2 separate regions of the Homo sapiens genome follow, and region 1 is linked to region 2. The links are chromatin loops, found by intact Hi-C in ENCODE. Cell type or tissue: OCI-LY7. All regions are shown on one strand. Each heading gives the region's core, and the rest is flanking DNA. Links, peaks and the distances in the headings are about the cores only. Region 1 has its middle 59 kb from the start of LINC02789. Region 2 has its middle 19 kb from the start of PTPRC.

What was found. Peaks named below come from ENCODE experiments on the same cell type or tissue, not always from the same donor. Only the 100,000 strongest peaks of a DNase experiment are listed, where the experiment ranks them.
Region 1: a loop joins it to region 2, with 3 times the contacts of the local background. A loop is called at or near these places in 2 of 110 quality-filtered maps.

Annotation. Positions count from the first base shown.
Region 1 is chr1:199,087,372-199,092,763 of GRCh38, forward strand. No RefSeq gene overlaps it. Among named protein-coding and RNA genes, the nearest start is that of LINC02789, 59 kb to the right of the region's middle. RefSeq lists an enhancer at 2,221-2,270. In OCI-LY7, for the core only: no CTCF peak of the experiment used is centred there; DNase peaks (open chromatin) are centred at 2,110, 2,360 and 2,620; H3K4me3 peaks cover 1,061 bases; H3K27ac peaks cover 1,969 bases.
Region 2 is chr1:198,617,494-198,622,885 of GRCh38, forward strand. No RefSeq gene overlaps it. Among named protein-coding and RNA genes, the nearest start is that of PTPRC, 19 kb to the right of the region's middle. In OCI-LY7, for the core only: CTCF peaks have their summits at 2,214 and 2,429; DNase peaks (open chromatin) are centred at 2,158, 2,438, 3,578, 4,208 and 2 weaker places; H3K4me3 peaks cover 3,681 bases; H3K27ac peaks cover 4,414 bases.

The DNA of each region.
Region 1 (5,392 bases), core at 148-5,147, 470 kb after region 2:
AAGAAGGAAAGAAGAATTAATGGAAAAACATTGCTGACTACACAAAAATGCTTGGTTTGAAATGGAGGAGTCAATAGCAGTGGACTGAGTACAATGCAGCAGGAAATGGTGAGGCAAAACCAGTAACAGGATCTAAAAATGTCCAACACTTTTACCAGGGCCCTGCAAAGTGTTCGAAGGGAGTCTTTTGTGGATTATCTCATTTGGTCCTCAGAAGCAAATATCACAAGGGCATAAAAATGATCAATAACCCCAATTCATTCATTAAGACATTGCTCCTATTCTCAAGGAACTTATAACAGATCAAGGTGAGAAAATATAAAGAATAGGGATGAAAAATGGCAAGCAGTGGGTGAATGACAATAAGTGTTTTATATGTTCACAACTGGGGCCTGCTACTGGCATCTAAAGTAAAGAGGCCAGTGATACTGTTAAACATCCTACAAAGTGTAGGACATCCCCTTACAACAAAGAATTCACCAGCCCAAACAAAATGTCAATAGTGCTACAGTTAAAATGCCCTTGGACAGTGCATATAGAAACCTATTATAAAAATAGGTGTATTTCTTACATAAGCATTAGGTATTAGCACAAACTTCAGCTGGTACTCCACTTTGGTGATATTGAGGTAACTGTTGCTTTGTTTCAGTACCTAGAAATCAATCTTTTTTAAAAAAGTCTTGTTCCAATAGGAACTAATCATTGACTAATATAACAAAATCCAAAATGTGGACCACTCTACTGAACTATTGAACCAGCTTCTTAAAAATTCATCGCAAAGAACACACACACACACATACACGCACGAGAGAGAGAGGAAAAACTGTAGTTTTTAGAAGAGACTGAAGAGACCTATCAACCAATTACAATGTATAAACATTTTCTTTTTAAGAGCTGGGATCTCACTCTGTCAACAACCCAGGCTGGGGTGCAGTGATGTAATCGTACCTCACTGCAGCCTCAAAATCCTGGGCTCCAGAGATCCTCCTGCCTCAGCTCCTGGAGTAGCAGGGAACACAGGCGCATGCCACCATGACCGGCCAATTTTTTTTTTTTAAGAGATGGGGTCTCTCACTATGTTGCTCAGGTTCATAAACATTTTTTAATTCTAATTTAGATGAACAAGTCCTTAAAAATGTAATTTGGATGAACACCTCCTTAAAAATGTATGGGACAATCAGAAATTGAACAATAAGTGGGCATTTGGTGATATTAAGTGAATGTTAGTTTTTAGGTGTGATAATATAATATTTCAGAATGTTAGAAAAAAGACCTTATCTTTCAGAAAGATATACTGAAATACTAATGGATAAATAATATAATCTTTGGAATTGCGGAAAGAAGTGAGTGCTAGTATATGAAAAGTGTCCATGAACTGATAATTATTGAAGCTGTGTGATGGATAGTATGGGATAATTATACTATTCTCTTTAGTTTTCTATATGTGCTTCATATACTCACTAAGAAACAGTTTTACCCATATATACGCCAACCTAATTTATCACAAAAGTAACACTGCTGTGCAGTGGGCAACGTGTAGTTTTTCCAATAAAGGTGCTGCATCAATGGATTACTTATTTGAGAAAAATAAGTATCTTAATTTCTGCTCACCCAAGTCACAAAAATCAATTAAAAATGACTGTGGTCTATGTGGTTAAGGTAAAACAATAATGGCTTTAGATGAAAACATGGGCAATCATCTTCATGATTTTAGAGTAGTCCAAGATTTCAGAAACAGAACACAAATAGTTTTAAACTAAAGCAAAAAGATAAATCAATAGCTCTGTTCATCAAATGATAACATTAAATAAATAAAGAAGGAGTATATCTACAAAAAATTTACCCCCCACACAAAAAATCATATCTAGACTCTGTAAAGAACACCTGCAAACTAATAAGGAAAGGATAGAAAATCGAATAGTAAAATGCACAAAATACTTAAACAATTCACATAAAATACATTAAAATGGTCAATAAATATAGAAAAAGTTACTCATATTTATTACTCATTGACAAAATGCAAGTTAAAAAACCACAATGTGATACCTCTACTTCCTCACTGGAATTGTTAACATGAGAAGACAGACAATACCAGGTGTTGGTGAGGATCTGTAGCAACTGCAAGTTTCATATACTGTTGGTGTGAGACATAGTTTAGTATAGTTTAGTACAACCTCATAGAAAGCTCTTTGGCAGTGTCCTCTAAAGCTAAATGTATGCATACCTTACAGCCTAGCAATTCAAATTCTAAGGATATACCCAATAGAAATGCATACACATGTTTACCAAAACTCCTGTACTGGTATGTTCATAATTCTAGTGAAATACCATATGTCAGTAAGAAGGAACTGATTACAACTGTGTGCAAAAACAGTTCTAAATTTGCCAAGCAAGACGTTGAACAGGAAGTCACACACAACTAAATAGATACAGTATCATTTTGTTTTAATGAAATCAATTAAAATTAATAAAATTAGTCAATGATAAATTTTATTTTGATAAAGGTGAGAGATATGCAACATCTCTGGTTTTAGAAGTGGGTGTCAACTGTGGGGTGGAGAATAGTAACTGGAGTTGGCATAAGTGGGGTTTTCCGACATACTGGCCACATCCTCTTTCTTGGTTTAGGTGATGTTATACACGTGTTTGGTTTCAAAACATTCATTGAAGGGAGCCTCTAAGAAATATGTAAGTTTGTGCAAATATCTTATACCTCCATATTAAATTGCCAAAAAATACTACTAATTCAACTATGTTAAAATCTAGAGCTTGCTTTGAAAGAATTACACCCTAAAAGAAGTACTTGGTCACACAGTTCTCAACAATGTTTCTTATGAGACTTCTGACAATGTGATGTGATGATAGAATAAATGTATTCTTAAAAATAGAAGAACTAAATCATGATAAAAAAATCAAATATTGCCACAAACTGATGACGGATATTGGTTTTGATAAAATATCAAAGAAACTGGAATGAGAATTATTATTGTATTTTCATGATTTTAAAGTAATATTTCAAAATGAATGAATCAATCAAGATGTGCAAAGATGTAATTTGATTAAACTATGTAATATCCTATGTAATTTGAAATATTAAAACTTAGAATAATTTTTCTTAACAAGTCCCTCCAAAAAAAAAAAGCAGAAAAGAAAAAATTGTAATTGAAGTGGCATTTTCCATTAATGTCATCGTTTACAAACTCTGAATTACCCTTTTGTGGGGAGGTAATGCTCTGATATTTATCAATTGGTTCTCAGTGATATTTTTAACATCAGCAGTGTGCTATCATGGTGGGAAAACAAAGAAGTACATATTGAAAAGATATAAAAAATAATTTGTAGAAACAGACCAACTCTCATGAAGCCTGCAGTGACAGGTGTTATTTGATTAACATAAGGAAAAAGATCAAAATACACTGAGCACTTATCATGTTCAAGAGTTAGTTCTTAACTCCCTATATTTGTTCTCTTTTAATCTGTAAAATAATCCAGTGAGGCTGATAACATTGCCCCATTTTACACATGATACATTGCCCCATTTTACACATGATAAAGTTCAATAAGTAGTCCAAGTTTGGGAAGATACTAAATGACTGGATATTAAATCCAGGCCTGGATCATGCAAGAGAGTATGATGAGTGTGGAACAGAATAACCAAGGGTATATTCATAACTATTGACTCTGGTTGGACTCTGAAGCCAGATGATTCCAGAGATGAGTTCCAAACAGAAGTAGGAGTTATTGAGAGGTGAAGCCAGCTGGACTTCCTGGGTCAAGTGGGGACTTGGAGAACTTTTCTGTAGCTAGAGGTTTGTAAAATGCATCCATCAGTGCTCTGTAAAAACGCACTAATCAGCACTCTGTAGCTAGCTAGAGGTTTGTAAAATGCACCAATTAGTTCTCTGTAAAAATGTACCCATTGGCGCTCTGTAGCTAGCTAGAGGTTTGTAAAATGGACCAGTCAACACCCTCTAAAATGGACCAATCAGCACCCTGTAAAATGGACCAATCAGTGCTCTGTAAAATGGACCAATCAGCACTCTGTAAAATGGACCAATCAGCAGGACATGCATGGGGACAAATAAGGGAATAAAAGCTGGCCACCCCAGCCAGCAGTGGCAACCTGCTCGGGTGCCCTTCCACACTGTGGAAGTTTTGTTCTTTTGCTCTTCACAATAAATCTTGCTGCTGCTCACTCTTTGGGTCTGCACCACCTTTAAGAGCTGCAACACTCATCACGAAGATATAGCCCTCCACTCCATTTTGAAGCATATCATCTTTATAGGACAGGGGTAAAGTCCCAATACTAACAGGAGAAAATGCTTAGGACTCTAACAGGTTTTTGAGAATGTGTCGGTAAGGGCCAGTAAATCCAACATTTCTCAGTCCTCTTTGTGGTCTAAGAGGAAAGGCAAGGGTGCAGGTTTTCGACAATGCATCAGTAAGGGCCACCAAATCTGACCTTTCTTGGTCCTCATTGTGGTCTAGGAGGAAAACAAGTGTTTCTGCTGCTGCGTCGGTGAGTGCAACTATTCCGATCAGCAGGGTCCAGGGACCATTGTGGGTTCTTGAGCAGGGGAGGGGGGTGCAAAACAAACCAAAACCATGGGCAGTATTTTTCTTTCAGATGGGAAACACTCAGGCATCAACAGGCTCACCCTTGAAATGCATCCTAAGCCGCTGGGACCAATTTGACCCGCAAACCCTGAAAAAGAGGCAGCTCATTTTTTTCTGCACTACGGCCTAGCCCCAATATTCTCTCTCTGATGGGAAAAACCACCACCTGAGGGAAGTATAAATTACAGTACTATCCTGCAGCTTGACCTTTTCTGTAAGAGAGAAGGCAAATGGAGTGAAATACATTATGTCCAAGCTTTCTTTTCATTGAAGAAGAATTCATAACTATGCAAAGCTTGCAATTTACATTCCATAGGAGGATCTCTCAGCTTACCTCCATATCCTAGCCTTCCTATAGCTCCCCTTCCTATTAATGATAAGCCTGCACTAATGTCCCCCACCCAGAAGGAAACAAGCAAAGAAACCTCCAAGGGATGGCAAAAACCCCCAGGCTATTGGTTATGTCCCCTTCAAGCTGTTGGGGGATGGGGATTTGGCCCAACCCAGGTACATGAACCCTTCTCCTTCTCTGACTTAAAGCAGATTAAAGTAGACCTGGGGAAGTTTTCAGATGATCCTGATAGGTAAATAGATGTCCCACAGGGTCTAGGACAAACCTTTGACCTCACTTGGAGAGATGTCATGCTATAGTTAGATCAAACCCTGGCCTTTAATGAAAAGAATGCAGCTTTAGCTGCAGCCCTAGAGTTTGGAGATACCTGGTATCTTAGTCAAGTAAATGATAGAATGACAGCTAAAGAATGGGACAAATTCC
Region 2 (5,392 bases), core at 193-5,192:
GCAAGGTAGAGAGAAGAAAGTGGTGGTAAGAAAGTGGAGCAGTTGGAATGATCATACACTACTGGTGGAAGTGCAAATTGGTACAATCACTTTGGAAATATTTTTGGCATTATCTAACTAAAGCTGAATATATGCATACCATATGACCCAGCAATTCTATTCTTAGGTGAATTCTTATGAGAAATGGTATATACATTCACCAAAAGATATTCATCAGCAGAATATTCACAGCAGCACTATTTGCAACTTAAATTAGAAAGAAGGCAGATGTATAGCAAAATCAAATGAATAAATAAAATTGATATATGTTCATGAATAGAATCTATACAACAACGAGAATGAACAAGCTTCAAATATGCAGTGCAACATGAATGAATCTCACAAACAAAATGATGTGGAACAGAAGCCACACACAAGAAAGAAATTGTGTATCACTTATGTAAAGCTCGAAAACAAGCAAAAATGGCTGGGTGTGGTGGTTGGCCGGGTGTGGTTGTTGGAGGCCGAGGCAGGGGGATCTCCTGAGGTCAGTAGTTCAAGACCAGCCTGGCCAACATGGCGAAACCCTGTCTCTACTAAAAATACAAAAAATTAGCTAGGCATGGTGGTGAACACCTGCATTCCCAGCTACTCCAGAGACTGAGGCAGGCAGGAGAATTGCTTGAACCCAGGGAACAGAGGTTGCAGTGAGCCGAGATTGTGCCACTTCACTCCAGCTTGGGCGAAAGAGCGACACTCCATCTCAAAACAAAACAAAACAAAACAAAAAAAACACAAAAATAACCTATGGTGTAAGGAATCAAGATAGTGGGGTGATGTTTGGTGGTGGGAGTCATTTGGAAGGAACACAAGCGGGGCTTTGAAGTGTTAATAATGTTCTATTTCTTGATTTGGGTATTTCTTGATGTAAAAATTAACTTTGTGTTAACTTTATAAAAATAATCTTTTTTTCTTTGCATTTTTCCATATGTGTATTACATATTAATTACATCTTTAACAAAAAACATATTGGTGACTAGTTGGGTGCCTTGTTTAAAGGAACATACATTATTCAACATCAGCATATTATTGTCATGCTAAGAATGTGGACTCTGGTGTTGTACAATATCCTTGTTTTTAAAGGGAAGTTTATATAAATTTTTATGTAAATTCTTCTTGTTTTTGAATACTGCTAATTCAGATTAAAAGAGCCACAGCAATAATGTGAGTCAAAAAGAAAAAAAAAACAGCCATAAGTTTGCAATCATTGTTTTGAAATCCCTCTACCTGCTCTATAATGGAGATAACACACTACTTAGTATTGATTCTCACATTTAAATAAAGTAATGTATGTAGGAGTTTTATGAAAACAGCAACCAATAAATAAGGGTTATTAATATGGTATCATCATTTTTCTATTGTTGTTTGGAATCATGCTCTCTCCAAATTTATCTTAATTATTCTTAATTTTGATGTACATTTTTACTGGATCATTATTATACCGTCACTATAATAACATCACATTGAACTAATAAAGGGTAAACGTTTAATGCAAATTTGTGGGTTAAATAAATGTGGATCAGTTGATTAATAATACCCTATATTTTACACTTTCGAGTTTCAGTGTATTTGACATGTTATTCCAATAGCATATACCACAACATGGAACATTGTATTAGTGTTAAGATTCTGGAAATTGTGGAAAATATAGATGCTAACTATAAATGATTTAGATTGGCCATAAATGATTTGCAGACAGTTGGAGTTTAAAAAGTGTCTTATTAAAATATGTGCCAAATATGTTTCCTATTCCATTCTCAATAGATAAGAATAGGTTCACAATATCCCTTCTGCCATTTGTGAACTCCAGCCTTCTTCACATTTCTCTCAAGTAGTTTTGAGTATCACCTATGAGGTGGGAGGAGATAGTTTCACGTATGCTACCTTTGACTCATCCTCATGCCACCCCTCACCATCCTTGGTCTTTCTTTTTTACAGCTCTGATGGCATCTCTCATTCCAAAACTTGCTGAAGGTGCCAATACTACTCCCACTTGCCCCTGCTGCTGAAATCTGATATGCACAGCAAGGTAGCTGAGGTGCACTGTTGAGGACATTAATGTCTACATTAAGGACCATACATCTTTTGACAGAATTATCTACACCATATCCTGTTGTTGCAGAAGCTACCTGCAGCAGTGCTCTGATACCTTGTACCAAAACACTTCTAGATTTCGGTTGCATGTTTAATTGTAATCCTCTTACCAGTTACAGAAGCTAGATCTGAGATATTATGCAGAGAGGCAAAAACTGGCTGCAGAGAGAAGGAAAGATACAGGAGTACCAGAAACAGAGAGGGATGGAAAACCTCATAAGCTGCTAGGAGGAGAAACAATTTCAAATGGAGACGGAAGTCATACCTTAATGTGCTGATTTCAACCAGGCTACTTATGTAACTGATGCAAATGACCACGGAGGAGGGATCCTTGAGTTTTTTCGGGTACTGATATAGAAGAAGACACCTTACAGTGTCAAAGGAAGTTGATGGATTCACCTTGGCTGGTAAACAGCTCCAGAACCTGGCTGTGCTGTTATTGTCTTTGTGCATTATATGCCTTCATTCAGGGGAAATGGGCCCTTACACTAAGATAATGTTTTCCATATTTAAATATTGGCATATATGAACCTTAGAGATTCTGAAGTTTAAATCATTTGTTTTGGCAATTACAAAACTGAGACTTGCTAACTTGATTAGAAAGTCAAGCAATTTGTAGAACACCACTCAGCTAATTAATAGCAGTAAAAAGACTAGATCCTAGATCTTTGATTTTTAGTTCTACCATTCACTATATCACTACTAGTGAATTTTTCTGATGCTTTCTTGAGAGTATGGTCTTTATAGTATGTCAACAATTGTAAACTTGCAGCTAAAATAGCTGATCATATCCGTCTACAGGGAGGCACTACACATTTGCGTGAATACTTCCTCTTCTATTTGAAAAGTGTAGATTTACTTACATTCTTTTAAATATATCAGCACAGACTATCAGGCCGAGGATCACTGTCTTCCAACACAGTAAACATGGACCTGGTTCTTGTGCTCCAGAGAAACAAATGAAAGAGCAGGCCTCAAGGAATTTTGTTCATTGGGATCAGTGGGATCACAAGTATAGATCTAAAGAATGGAGTTCCTTCAGAGCTCACTTCAGGTGGCCAAGATGAAAATATGTACTTTCCTTCATAATATACTTAAGAAGATAAGGTCAGTTTTGTCATTGATCTGGTCCTATTCACCTTGTTTTTCTCTCTTAAATTATTTCTTTACCATTGTGGAGATAATCAACCGCATGGTGTCATCACTCATTTATCTCTAAGCATAACAGACATTTTCAACCCATTTCAGGTGTCCTCAAATTATTCATTTTTTATTTAAATGAAGAATTGTCCAGAGTTAGCATGTAAATATTAGCTAAGGGCAGGATGTGTGTGTGTCATGGAGGGGAGGACCTCTCCTGTTTAGGAGGAACTGCTGGCCCTAATATGCATGTCACATACATATGAACCTTGATCGGCTGTCATGCGGAAGGAATTACACTTCCGCTGGCCTCCCCTACCACAACCACAGGTGGAATCTAAGCTAGGCACTGAACTTGGCTCACACAGCTGTGAGCTTGCGCTGAGTCTCATCCTTTGCTGTGGAACTCCCTCTGCTGCTTCCTGCCCCAGCAAACTCCCCTCTACCCAGCCACTGGAAAGGAGTCCCACAGGAGGGGAGGGACAGTAGAGTAGAGCCCAGCTTCTCTGTCCAACACATAAAAGCTCTGAAAGGCAGTTATAAAAGGCTGAACTGGGAGCAGGTATTGTTAAAAAGGGAACCACTGACTTCCTGTGAGCACATGTTCCTGTCTCACTCTTGCTCTGCAGCACAGTAGAGGCTGTTTAGTTCATCACAAAGGAAGTGCATCAGCACTCCTGAAGATGCTACTCTAAGGGCACCTTTGAGTTGTGGGCCAGGAAGGCATTCCATAGTAAGACGAAGGAAAGGCCAAGTTCCTATTGTTAGCGTCACTATGCTTCTGGTTTTATAGTTTCCTAAGTTATTGCCACAGGTCATGGATCTGTGGCGCTCAAATGTTCGCTCACAAGGTTCACAGCACATTCTTTGCAGTTGCACCACCCAGCTAGGAGGGGCGAAACCAATGGAGCATTTTAGGCAGAGCTCATTTCCGCCCACATCAAAAGTAAGAGAGAAGTTTGTGGAGAGCTACATTTGAGCCCTCCATTAGCTGTTTTACATCTTGTAGGCCAAGGTGACACTTTCTACACTATGTGCTGGTGAGATACCACATGGACAAAATGTTGTAGAGGACCCAGCCTGAAAAATGCTCAGGCTTTAAGTCTGAGCAATCTCCACCACATCTCTACTCCACATCCCACCCCTCCTGGAATTTTAAGTCAGGAGACACATTGTGAGTGCATGGACAAAATAAAGAAAAGAAAGAGAGAGAGAAGAGGGAGGGAGGGGGAGAGAGAGAAAAAGTATATCAATTAAAAGTTTGCTGAAAGAGTCATGACATAAAGAAGATGAAAGAAAAAAACAAATTAGATTGTTACCAAGCTGTACATTCTTTGTTGAGGGAGAATAGAGATGAATTGGTAGCAGAGAGGAAGAAAAAGGAAGCATTTTAAGATGCAAAACAGGAGAAATCAGACTTAAGCAAGAATGGAGAAATAACTACATTTATCCACATCAGCTGTATCTTACCAGTTTGACTACTCTAAATGCTTGGGGATAATCTGGGAGTTTTTCACTGCTCCCCTCCTGCTGACAGTCCCAAACATATTGATGAGGCATTTTTAATAGCTTTCACCTCTGGCTCCTACTACAGCTTCATGTCTTTTTCCTTGGTTCTTATCCTCATCGTGGTGTCATGATTATTGTCCTCTCAGTCAAGCCCATCCTGTGCTACTGACTGAATGATTTTTATTAAAAATAAATTTTCCCCTATGCCTCTCCTGCTTACAATGCCTTATGATCCTTGATTGCTCACAGATTGAAATCCAAATCTTTGAGGATCCCATTCAAGATCTTTCAGTGCCTGAGTATAGCTCGTCTCTCCAAATTCTTCTTCTGCATATTATGTGCCTGCTAAAGAAAGTACTTACAGTTGTTCAAATGAGATGTTTCTTTTGGAAACCTCCCTGCATTCCTACCTGCTAACCCCCTATTTGGAAGTTAATTGTTGTCTTCCCCCACTCAGCTCACAGGTGTCCCCTGTGCACCTTCTACTGCCCACTCAAGCATAGTTGATCACTTCCTCCTTTAGGTCTCAATGCCATGACAATTTAATCACACTCCATTTTCATTATTTTTTATAAGTCTGTTTCACTACTTGGTACTGAGCTTCTGCTTG